Regions from separate parts of the Homo sapiens genome. Here region 1 is linked to region 2. A link is a contact called in ENCODE Hi-C data. All regions are on one chromosome and are shown on one strand. Each heading gives the region's core, a stretch centred on a gene start or an enhancer-like site at or near the end of the contact. The rest is flanking DNA. Distances are from core to core; before and after follow the strand shown. Region 1 has its middle 98 kb from the start of CDH5. Region 2 has its middle 83 kb from the start of LINC00922.

Region 1 (6,567 bases), core at 235-2,734, 610 kb before region 2:
GAGGAGGTGCGCAGAGATCTGGACGGGTTTACAACAGCTTGACTGGAAAACTTGGGGATTTCAGATCTCAGCTAAGAGGAAGTCTCTGGAATGCACAGACCCTAGCCCCCTTGTCTTTGGGGCCAGGCACAAAAATCAGGAGTTCAGTGAAGTTTCTGTCCTTGCATTTCTTCCAAGGGTGGGGCTCGAGAGAAGGGAGGGCCAGAGCTGAATCTGAAGCCACAGTGAGTCACTGTGCCACGGGCATCTTCTGAGGCTTGGAGAAGTCACCTAGACAGGCATAAGCTCCATGATGCATTCTTCTCCAAAACCTGCTTACCTCTACCCTGGTGGACCCATCCCCAGGCCAGCAGAGATAGAGAGGCCTGGGTGCATGGGATGGGGTGGGGCGGGCAGAACTCCTCTCCCTCCATTCAGCTGCCCAAACCTTGGCCTGGGCAGCTCCCTGTGTGTGAGCCCAGTCTGGGGCTCCCCGCCTCACTGCCTCATCCTGATGCCAGGCTCTGGAAAGGAGCTGGGAGACTTCTAATAAGGCTTCCTAGACCCCTCACACAAAATGGAGGCAGACGCGCTCCAGCACTGCCTTGTCTTAGAAGTAAATTTTCTCTTTCTGCCCCCTCTCATTCCTTTTCTCCCCTTTTCTCTTTTGCAATCAAGGCTGCCTGGGTTAAAATCCTAGCTTCCCCTCTACCTGTGTGGTTTTGGGTGAGTTCCTTAATCTCTCTCTGTGTCTCAGTTACCTCGCCCAGGAGGGGATAATAATCGGTCTGAGGTGAGGACTAACGCCTGAGAAGTGCTTAGATCCAGGGAAGCCAGGATGGGAAGGTGTGAGCTGTTACTAGGGTGGGCAGTGCAGACGGCAGGGGCTGTCCTTTTGGAATCCTAAATTTCACACAGAAAAAGGACATGGCTTCCGCTGCCTGAGTTTGAACTAAAGTCCGATGAGGAGAGGGGTCACACTGGAATTGCTAATTACACATTTAGGGGAAGATAAGTGTCTATCCTCTTTAGGCGGTGGGGTGACAGCAGCGGGCACCCTGCTGTCCGCTTTTAAATACATACAGATGGGATACCTCGTTTGCCCAGGCCAGACGCCAGGTGGCAGCCATTTCGGAGCGCTAGGGACGGGGCGGGCTGTCTGGGAACCCGGGGGCCACGCAGCGGGCAGGCAACCTTCTGCTCCAGGAAGGCGTGGAGACGCGGCCGCTGCGTGCAGGACTCCCGTAGCCGCCAGGGGGCGCTGTGGCCACGCGGCCGCCGCCGGCCTCCCAGCGAACCCGGACCCTGCGCTGCGCTCCCGGTTCGGCGCTGCCACCCCCAGCCCAGCCCTGGCGGCCCGCTCACAGGCCCCGCGGGGAGCACCCGGTCTCCTGCCGAGCGTGGGGACCCAGCTGAGATCCGCTGCCCCTCTGGCCTCAGTTTGCGCTTCTGCAAAGTGGCACCGCCTGCCGCCCGCGTGGCAGCTCCTCAGCTCGAGGCCTTCAGGTTTCTCTTCTCAGTCACTGGGCCCTGAACTCGGTGCCGCACTCAGCCAGATCCCGGCTGAGATCCCTCTGATCTCAGCACCAGAGAAGGCTGCTTTCCTCCCTCCCTCCTTCATTTTCTCCCCTTCCTCTCCCTCCATTTTTCCTTTCTTCCACCCTCTCCTTTCTCTCTTCGTTTCCCTCTCCTCTGCTTCTCCCTCCCTCCCTCCCGTCCTCCCTTCCTTCTTTTCTTCCTTTCTCCCTCCCTCCCTCCTTCCTGGGGCCTTACCTCCCCCCTCCCTCTCTCTCTCCCTCCCCTCCCTCCTCGTCTCTCTTCTTCCCTCCCTCCCTCCTTCCTGCTTTCCGTTCTTCCTGGGGCTCTCCCTCCCCCTGCTTCCCTGTCTCCCTCCCTTCCTCTTCTCTCCCTCCCTCCCTGTCTCCCCTCCCTCCCTCTCTCTAACTGCTGGTTCAGCAGAGGACTCTTGGTTTGATTCCGGGTCTCCCCTCCGCAGAGGGGACCTGCTTTCCTGTGCAGTGCAGGGTCTATCCTGCTGCCCCCAGCCCCCTCCCTCCCTCCCTCCCTCCCTCCAGGCATCTTTGACTTGATTGTTGGAACCCTGAACTCACCTTGGGCCGCAGGCCGCAAGTTGGACAAACTTGTTCTAGTGTGCTGTCAACAATGAGAGGGTCATTTCCAACTGGAGGGTGACAGATCACACAGAAATTCGGGCCTCCCCGTAACCCGAGTCCTGAGCAGGGAGTACCCTCTGGAAATACCAGCTAACACCATGTCTCCATGAAACTGACCAAGGAGTGAAAATCATTTCTTTCTGAAAGGGACGCTACACATTCATCCTTTTAAAGGCAGGGATAAAATATGGAAAGGGTCTAAAAGTGCTGCATCTCTCTGCCTCCTTGACCCCAGCCTCCCAGTTCCTCTTCCTGCAGGCAGCAATTGGTACAAGCTTCCTACATAGCTTTCCAGATACTCTGTGCAGAGAAAAACGTGTCAGGCCATATGTCTCCTTTAGAAAATATAGCACCGTAGACAGGCTGCTCTATACCTTGCTTTTGACTTAAAATATATTTTAAAAATGTATCTTAGAGACTGTTCAATATCACAATATGAGGTTGATCTATCTCTAGCTGAGTGGTGAAGAGGATGTCTCTGGGAGCACTACCTGAGCTTGAACTTGGGTCCTTCTCTTCCTGGCTGGTGACCCTGAGCAAATTACCTAACCCTTCTGTGCTTCTGTTTCCTCATTAAAAATATTAATACTATGTATTTCTTGAGGTCATTGTGAGCATTCAAGGACATAAACATTCTGCACAGGGCCTGGCACATGGCACATGCTCAATAAATGTTGGTTATTAGGATCCCACCTTGTTTACTTTATTTTTTCTTTTTGTTTTGAGACGGAGTCTCGCTCTTGTTGCCCAGGCTGGAGTGCAGTGGTGTGATCTCGGCTCACTGCAACCTCCGCCTCCCCAGCTGAAGTGATTCTCCTGCCTCAGCCTCCCAAGTAGCTGGGATTACAGACACCCACCACCATGCCCGGCTAATTTTTGTATTTTTAGTAGAGACGGGGTTTCACCATATTGGTCAGGTTGGCCTCGAACTCCTCACCTTAGGTGATCTGCCTGCCTCAGCCTCCCAAGGTGCTGGGATTACAGGCATGAGCCACCATGCTCTGCCATTTACTTTAATTTTTAAAAATCATGATTTAAACAGGAAATACTGTGCCCTGTAGTGACAGTTGCAAATGTAAGCTTTGGAGACCATCCTGTATGCTGGCTTCACCACTTGCCAGCTGTGTGTCTTTGAACAAGTCGTTTTTCAACCTCTCTGGGCCTCTGCCTAACCCATCTATAAAATAGGGATCATGAGTCTAATCACTTGTAAGGTTGTTGGCAGGTCAGATGAGGTAATAGATACAAAGACACTTGGAGCAGTGCCTGGCATGTGAGGAAGATGACGGCAGTATTAGAAATAACAGCAGTTAAATCCTCCAAGCACTCACCACGGGCCGGATACGGGAAGCATATGACTTTGCTCGGGCCTCCAGTACCTGTTCCATCTTTCTTGCAACCTTATCAAGCTCTCCCATGTACCTGGGACTGTTCAATATGTTCTATGCCTCTCTATGAAAGGGGCTACTGTATTATCTCCATTTTAGAGAAAAAGAAACTGAGGCTGAGAGATGTTGAGTAACTTGCATAAGGTCACACGTGCTCATAGAAGTCCAATGTATTATGTGTCTGATTCCAGACCTGGAGATTATGTTTTTTGCCCTCGCTGGGGCTTACGAGAGGGCCTACTCCTGCACTCTCTCCTTCCCCTGTCCCATTCCCTGTCCTCCTTTCCCCGCTTCCCTCTTCCTCATGCACCCTTCCTTCTCTGCTCTTCCTCATCTCTTCCCCCTCCTCCTTCCCTCCTTTTCCTTTTGTTCTCTTCTCCCTCTCCTCTTCTGCTGCGTTGCTCTCTTCTAACTCTCATTCCTTCTGTCCCCTCTCCCCTTGGCCAGAGTCCAGACTCAAGGGCTGATATCTTGTTGCCTTCGGGGGGACCCAGGCAGAAATACAAGAGCAGCTGCCCTTCCCCTCAAAGGACTGACCTACCCCAGGCCCTGCCAGACCAGCCCAGCAGGCAGTGTGTGTGTGTGTGTGTGTGTTTGTGGGTCAACCCGCATATATGTCAGCTTGTGTGAGACTTGTGTGTCTACGATTGTGCCCAGTTTCTCCATGGGTATGAATGGTTGTGTGTGTGGTTGTGTGTGTGTGGGGGGGGGGTAACAGGTCACGAGGTCCTGACCTGCCTCAGCCAGGGCCCCACCTGTGCACAGTGGGAGCGACTTTCAGCATCTGTGCCCCACCCTGACCACCCCAGATGGGGCTGACCGGCCGGGTCCTGGCCACCCAGTTGTCTGGAGCCTGAGGAAACTGGGCTCAGTCTCAGGCCTCAGGCTGGAATCACCCAGACCTGCATTTCCCACTGGTCCAGTTGCTTCTTGAAGATTTCTGAGCTCGTTGGGCTTATCCAGAAGTGGGCTGGTAACATCTGCTCAACAGGACCCTTGCAGGGGTCCTAGGAGAGAAGGTGTGTAGGAAGGTATGTGGCTTGTGGTTTCTGCCTGGCCACCTTACGAGGATCCAGATGCAGGGAAGAAACCACAGCCCTGTGGTCTCAGAGGTCTCTGCCTGTTCAGACCCACGGTCCATGCCTGGCTGCAACGTGGACACATACGCTCCCCCACAGTCCAGGAAAACCCGGTCCCTAAGCTGGGCGAGTTCTTCCTGTGGGGATCAGAGCCAGTGAGCATGCCTGGACAGCATGTGGGATGGGGTGTGAGTGCTCAGGGTCAGCCCCGCAGAGCCCCGAACGAATAGCCCGATCTTTCTGGAGCGTTTCCTGATGGGGTTTGCGAGGAACGTCTGCTGGGAGGTGAGTGGGGGTCCTGGGAGCCTGCTGGCCCCGAGGCTGAGCTGTCACTGCTGGGCTCTCCAGTGGTGGCCGCCAGGGCAGTTCCTGGCCGGCCCACTGCATGCACATCTGGATGCAATTGTCTGCAGCTGCTGGGGCGAGGCGTAGGCTGCGGTCGGGGCTGGATGCTACACTTGGAGGGACCTCACGGGGTGGGGGTGGGGTCTGATTGCTCAGAGACTGAGCCGCCTACTCAGAACAGGGAAGGAAGACCAAGGAGAAACAAAAGAAAGGAAGATGGATGGGGCGGTGGTGATGGGGGCCAGGAATGTCTTTTTGTTCTGAAGAACATTCTGGCTTTTCCCAACAAATCACAAAATCCAAACGGGGAAGCTGTTTTAACTCCAGTCACACCCATGTCTAAATCAAGCAAACATACCACACACACATGTTTTTGTTTCTAAACTCATCAAAGGAACTTCAGGCCTGTACAGGGTCCTAAAAATACATACTGAAAACTGCTCGTATTCCAGCCTCTCCTGTGCTTTTTTTTTTTTTCACGACTGAAAAATTTCCGGCAATTTTTGACATCCCTTGCTCTGACCTCAAGCAGCAACAGGCTTTATCTGATAGTGTCAGTGTTCAAATTCATTGAAGGCTGGTGGGGGGTCCAGCAGGGGAGAGGACAGGGGGTCTGTGGGGTGAAATGGATTGTTCTCTGGTCACAGAGGATGGCAGAACCATCCAATTCCACCCCTTCTTTTTTTTTTTTTTTTTTTTTGAGATGGTGTCTCCCTCTGTCATTCAGGCTGGCGTGCAGTGGTGGGATCTTGGCTCACTGCAAACTCCGCCTCCTGGGTTCAAGTGATTTTCCTGCCTAGCCTCCCGAGTAGCTGGGATTACAGACACCTGCAACCACACCCGGCTATTTTTTGTATTTTTAGTAGAGACGGGGTTTGACCATGTTGTCCAGGCTAGTCTCAAATTGTGACCTCAAGTGATCCACCGGCCTCGGCCGCCCTAAGTGCTGGGATTATAGGTGTGAGACACTGCACCCGGCCCCACCTCATCTTATAGCTGGAGAAAATTAGCCCAGATAGGACTGGTGACCTGCCTCAAGATACTCAGCCAAGATTCACCCCGAAGTGACCCAGTGCAGTGGGCTCTGGGCTCAGCTGTGTCCAGTAGTTTGTGTTACAACCTCTACAACTTACTTCCACATCAGAAACATGTCTGATTTGTGATGGAGGAACTCGGAGGCATTACAGTGGGACGTACCCTGTGCGGCTGGCAGAGAGCAGGCCTGGCTCAGCACTCCAGGACAGGGCCTCGCAACTTCCTTTCCTGCTATGTGTTGTTGGGGATAACTCACCTGGCCCCTCAGCTCCCCATTTGGAAGTAATAATAGTAGTAATGATATTAACATTTGTCATTGAATGAGCACTTACTATGTGCACTTCTCCCATTTCATCCCAGCTGACCTCACAACCCTTTCAGGTGGGTACAGCTATATTAGCTTGACTCTGCAGACGAAGCAACTGAGGCTCAGGCAGTTTAAGTGGCTTGTCTAAGACAGGGAGGCTGTGGTTGAACCCAGGCTTCTACCCTTCTCACTGAGTGCTATGCCCCCTGCCCCACAGGCTTGAGGTGAAGGCTCATGGAGACCTTTGATGGACAAGATGA
Region 2 (5,846 bases), core at 2,750-5,249:
TCATGCACAGTGTCAGGGAGCAGATCTGTTATTCACAGGGACTATTATTGAATCAGAGGATCTGGAGCCAGGGGAGACCTTGAGAGGTCAGCTGTGCTCAAGTCAACTGCCCCAGCTGCAGAAAGCCCCTTGCACCATGCTGGCTGCCTGTGGGTGAATGGAGCTGGAGCTGGGTTTAAATGGGAAGAGAGAAAGGAGAGGCTTACCATTCACAGACCTCACATTGCTCTTTGGGTCTAAAGTCCTGGTGCTTTAAATCACCCTCTCAATTAAAGAGAGATTGTGGGTATAATGTGAAACTTAGATGCTGGTCCTACTGCAGATGATTGGGGTTCTGGCTTGGCCAACAGAATGAACTCTGCTTTAGAAAAATATTTTAGAGTCATAGTTTCTTAGAGCAGAAAAATGGCTCATTGTACTGTATCATTCATTCATTCATTCATCAGTTCATTTATTTGGTCAACTTAGTTGTTCATGGAACCCACATTTGCTTTCCAGACGGAGAAACAAAAGCCAAAAGAGGAGATGTGGCTTGCCGAAGGTCACATGGGAGGGTAGTAGCAGAGACTGGATTCAAACACAGGCCCCTCCCCAGTCTCGGTCTCAGGCCTCCTTGTCCTGCCAGCCACTAGCTGCCAACCCGCTGACATGTGCTCTTTGATGGTGGCACTGGGGGAGTAGATAGCTGATATTTATCTCCTTGATGAATGGAATTCCAGTTGGCAACTTGATCTCCCACCTTTGCAACTTTGGGAAGAGAGAGGGTGATCAAAAGAAAATATTTTTTCTACTGAAAGATGCCTTTGGAAATCCAATATACCACTCTGTCAGCCTCATGAGTCGAGGGAGGAGGGATGAAAAAGATCTGTTGTGAGCGAGCCCTGCCACTGACAAGTTGATCTAAGTGTGTACAGGCTGTGCAATCTCTCTGAGCTCCAACAGAATCCAAATACGTGCCGAAGAAATCCCAATGGAGAGAGGTGGGGATAGTGTGGCAGTCCCAAACTCCAGCTCTGGACCTAGGCCCCTGGAGCTCAAAGCCTGCAAGCCAGCTTGATGATCAAGCATTCTCGTGACCTGGCCAGGCAGAGACCTAAACTCTCATTGTCTGTTTCCTGCTCTGTAGATGAGAGCAATTGAACTTAGCTCATCAGGTTGTTGTGAGGCGTAAAAGAGATAAGGAAAGTAGAACAATTAGCAGGGGGGCTTGGTAGATATTGCAAATCCAGCATGATGCTGGCTTTATGAAACATACTGTACCTCCTTTTCCCAAATCTAAAATGGCAGGAGATGGTTGCATTTGGACGCAATCAATTTGGGGCAGTATTTGCCTTGCTCTTTGATCCTAAAGAGAGTGCAGGGGTAGAAGTAAAGGCTATGGTACCTTCAGCCACAGCAAGCCTCTTCTTCTTGATAAAGTTACTAGCTCAGAAAAGCAGGAGAAGGAAGCCCTTTTATTTTATTGTTCATTTCAGAGTGTGGTAAGTTTCCGTGTGTTGGGAGCTATGCAGATACCAGAGATATTAAGGGTGGTTTAGGCCCAGCTGAGATAGATGCTTATCTGTTCACTTGGGGACATGCTTGGGGGTAAACTGCTGCTGAGGCAAGGAGGAGATGTGAGGGGCATCAGGGGCCAAGGGGAGGGGCACAGGTAGGGGAGAACAGTTCTGCAGGTCCTGGTAAGGGGAGGCTTCTGGGAAGAAGTGATATTTGAGCTGATTTTTGAAGGAGGCTGAGGAGGAGGCTTTAATTCTTTAATTCAGTTTGACAAAGGTGAGGATGTCCCGAGGGGCGTTGCATGGACAGTGGCTCAGACAAGAGAAGGATCTTGGCAGGCTCAGGGAAGAGGGACTCATCAGTTTGGCAGAAGCCCCAGATGTGAGTATGTATCAGGGAGCTTGGCTAATGCAGCAGGGGAGGATGCCTGGGCGAGGACGAGGCTGGAGAGAAAGGTGGCACCGAGCATGTGAAAGGCTTGGCATTTATTGCCTGGAATCAACATGTCACTGCAGAAAAGGCAGCTAATCCATACTGGGGATCAAGGGAGCTTCCTAGAGGGTGTGATGATGAAGCTCAGCACTGAAAGCCTGGGGAAGGACTGAGGCAGGCCCAGCGAATGGCAAGTGAGGTATCCTGGGGCTTCTGGAGGATGGAGAGAGGAGGACAGGATGCCACAATCCCAGAATTGAAGCGGGGTGGTAGGATCATGCAGAGGCAGCAGCTGGTACCAGGTCATCCAGGGCCTTGCAAGCCGTGTAGTCACTGGGATCCAGGGCAGGTCACAAGCAGGGTCTGACATGAGCAGGATTTCGGCTCTAAGTCCCCAGCTGACTCCAGCTGCCCGAGCTAATGGCCTGCGTTCTCCCCTCTACACAGGCCTAGCAGAATGTTGCCCAGGGTTGGTGCTATTTGGTTGATGGGCTCTTGCCTGTGAAATCTGTTTAGCTGGGCACAGAGGGTTCCAGTCATCCCTTAGATCTTTGAACGCTCGCTCGCAGAGAGCCCCCCTTGCTGGTCTAATGCAGATTTGTGGCCCGTTCTGTGGAATTCATTCTGCACTACAAGAGTATGATATTACCCGATGTTTATGGATGGCTGAGTCTAAAATATCCATTCTAAAGTCCACTGAAGGATGAAATTCCTTGTTACTTTCATAGATTCTCTTGTCTTATTTTTCCCCCCATGGAGGAACATAAAGCATTTGTATTTTTAGCTCAAAGCCTGGTCATTTTAAAAATCATACCTGAATAAGAAGGAAGGGCATTCTGGGGGGAGATGGGCGGTTTGAGGAAGACAGTCTCAGCCTGGGACGGGTTCCCTGAAGCAACCCCCTCCCCAGGGAAGTTCTCTATTTGTCATGTTTCAGCCACAGCAGGAAGCAGAGGGCTGCAGTTGTCTCAGAAACTGTCAATGATAACAATACTCACCAAAACTCAGGATTTAAACACTAGGCAGAGGTTGCAGTGCAGCCAACCTAGACTCCCAACCAAGAAGGAAACAGGGCAGGGATGAAGTTTTGAGTCCATCCCTCTGCACCTTCTCCATGGTCAAGATGTTGGTGTTCTTGGGGCTTTGGTAAAATGTGTGAATATGCTATAATTCTTGAACTGAACTGCTTTAAATTTCACTAACTGCTCCCCTGTGCCTCTTTTATAATGATTCTCCAATGTCCAGAAAGTCCCACCTTATGTTTGTCAGACAAGCCTTTCCTGCTGGTTCCAGGTAAAAAGATCCACACTTTGCCTTTGAGTTCCCGGGGCACCCTGTCTCACCAGTGAATCACCTGCCACTTGTGGTATCATCTGGCACTTGTTGGATTTTTTGTGTGTATAGCAGTGCCTGGTGCCAAAAATGCACAAATGAATCAATTCAGAAGCATGTCCATAAACAGCTTATATCCTACAATACTGCAAAGAACTGCAGCTGGGCCACCTCCATCATCACTCCTTACCCATGTACACATCATCATGCAGTGTCCTAAGGATTTCACACATCATCTCCTTTAATGATGAAATCATTGGATACTGATATTAACAACACTGTATGGTAGCAAAACAGACACAGTCCTTCTCCTCTTGGAGCTTAGAGCCCGGACAGAAGGCAGCCAGTCAGATAGAGAGTAGGTCTGTAGGACAGGCAGAATGCAGGATGCTGTGAGAGCCCAGGACCAAGTAGCTCATCCACACTGGATATTCCAGTAAGGATTCAGGGAAGTGCATGTTACACAAGAGACCTGCAGTACAGGTAGGAACTGGCCAAACCAAAGGAAGTCGAGTGTTCCAGGCACAGGGAATGGAATGCAGGAAGGGCTGGAGACTTGGCTAGACCCTGGAAAAAGGCTGAGCTGGAATGTGCAGGCTTTTTGATCTGGATCATTCTGGCAGACCTAGCTGCATTGACCTAACCTCCAGATGGCTTCCCTTGCTGTTGTCTGCTCCAAGCAGTGGGATGTGGTAATGAGGAACTGCCTGCGGGCCTGCTCATGAGTCTTCCGGGTTTGTCCTGGACGGGTGTCCTGACTTAGTGAGTCAGCCCCATTTTCTCATTTCCTGTCTCCTTTGAAGGTTGTCCAGGCAGCAGCCCAGCCCACCTGTGAATTCCCAGTCCTCCTGCAGCACCCCCAGTATGCTGGCAAAAAGAGGTGCTCAGGAGGCATAAGCATGTGGCTGCACATCCCTTGCTATTGATGCAGATTTCAATCTGTCACTTAACCTCTCTGAGCCTTTCAGTCATCTCCCTTAGAATGGCAATAATGGCTGGGAGTGGTGGTTCACGCCTATAATCCCAGCACTTTGGGAGGCTGATGCAGGAGGATCATGAGGTCAGGAGTTCGAGACCAGCCTGGCCAACATGGTGAAACCCCGTCTTTACTAAAAATACAAAAAATTAGCCAGGTGTGGTGGCATGTGCCTGTAATCCCAGCTACTCGGGAGGTGGAGGCAGGAGAATCGCTTGAACCTGCGAGGTGGAGGTTGCCGTGAGCTGAGATCTCACCACTGCACTCCAGCCTGGGAGACAGAGCAAGTCTCCATCTCAAGAGGGAAAAAAAGAATGGCAATAATGTACCCACATCTTTGGCTTGTTTTGAGGATTAAATACAATAGCATATGTAAAAGTAGCACAGAGTAGGTGCTTTCTCTTGCCATTGCCTTCCATCTCTTTCCATTACAGAACACCCCAGAGCTCATGTACTGCTCATTCAACTCCAGCTAATTTTAATGTTGCTCAGCATTGTGGAATGTCAGCACCATGCCATTCACTTTGCCGCACTGCTGTCTCTCATAATGTTATAATGGCCATTTTACAGATGAAGAAACAGAGGCTCAAAAGAGATAAAGTTACTTGCCCAGAGTCCCAAACTAGTAAGCTGGAAATCAAGCCCCAGCAGTCAGACCTCAGAGCCTGAATTTTTCCACTTCACCCTGCACTTTGTCTCAGCCCCTTCTCAGTGGGCAGGGGCTGGTGGAGGCCTCTGCTGTCCTTCCTTCCAGTTCTTTCTTAATAGGATGCTATTAGCAGCTGACAAGCAGCACTGGGAGAAACACACAGTTGTAAATAACCCATTGTAGGAGAGCAGGAGGGCAGTTCTTGACCCCACATCCTGATAAAAGTCATTTGCTCCCCAGGCTCCCATTTAATTTGGAGGAACATATGCACGTTGTCGGAAGTGAGCCTATGTGTCGGGATTCAGCTCACAGGCATAGGCAATTGTTGATTACATCAAACACATCCCCAGGCCTGTGAAGGAGGCAGATTCGGGTGTGTTGCCGGCATTTGTGGTTCCCTTTGGGGAAAGCATCTGAAGTCTTTTCCTGGGGAAATCCCTGGGGTGGTCTTGGATCAAAGCCAGGTGGCTCTGCCTACTTTTCCAGAAGACAGGACAGGCACGAGTACAGGGTTCTTTTCAATGCCTAAAAGTGCCAGGTTTGTTTCCTATGTCATCTCATTTCATTATCCCACGAAACCCACAGGGGAGGCTTTATAGAGGAACAAACGGAGGCTCCAGGGGTTAAGTGATTTTGCTCTAAGTCACACAGATAATAAGCGAGCTTAGATTCAAACTCAAGTCTGTCTGGACTCAAATCTAGGCTTGTCTGCCTGTCTCCAGCTGGGCAATGTCTTAGGGGCACATTGTGTGCTCCAGGATTGAAGTGGGAGCTGGGGGTGAGGGATACACGGCTGCCAAATCTGCCCTCAACAAGAGCAAAACACCAGCAACAACAATGGTCCCCACCATGGACATGTGTGGGCATTGAGGCATCGCTCTACCTCTCCATCTCACTGCAGCCTCCCAGCCACCCTGTGGACAGGACCACTGAGGTACCTGAGGAATTAGGAAGCCTGGT

The links. Hi-C counts contacts between places; a loop is a spot of excess contacts on that map. Pooled maps may share reads with other maps.
Region 1: a loop to region 2 is called in a map of A673, with 3 times the contacts of the local background. The contact joins two enhancer-like sites. A Hi-C loop is called at or near these places in 5 of 168 maps with a recorded cell type or tissue (A673, IMR-90, PC-3 and 2 more) and 2 of 50 pooled maps.

What each region holds. Positions count from the first base shown.
Region 1 is chr16:66,265,273-66,271,839 of GRCh38, reverse strand. No RefSeq gene overlaps it. Among named protein-coding and RNA genes, the nearest start is that of CDH5, 98 kb to the left of the region's middle. Within about 2 kb of position 1,484, at least 11 of the 41 ENCODE cell types and tissues checked have a DNase peak (open chromatin) inside an H3K27ac peak, as active enhancers do; they include A673, where a contact is called at or near this core.
Region 2 is chr16:65,656,629-65,662,474 of GRCh38, reverse strand. No RefSeq gene overlaps it. Among named protein-coding and RNA genes, the nearest start is that of LINC00922, 83 kb to the right of the region's middle. RefSeq lists an enhancer at 3,571-4,770. Within about 2 kb of position 3,999, at least 4 of the 41 ENCODE cell types and tissues checked have a DNase peak (open chromatin) inside an H3K27ac peak, as active enhancers do; they include A673, where a contact is called at or near this core.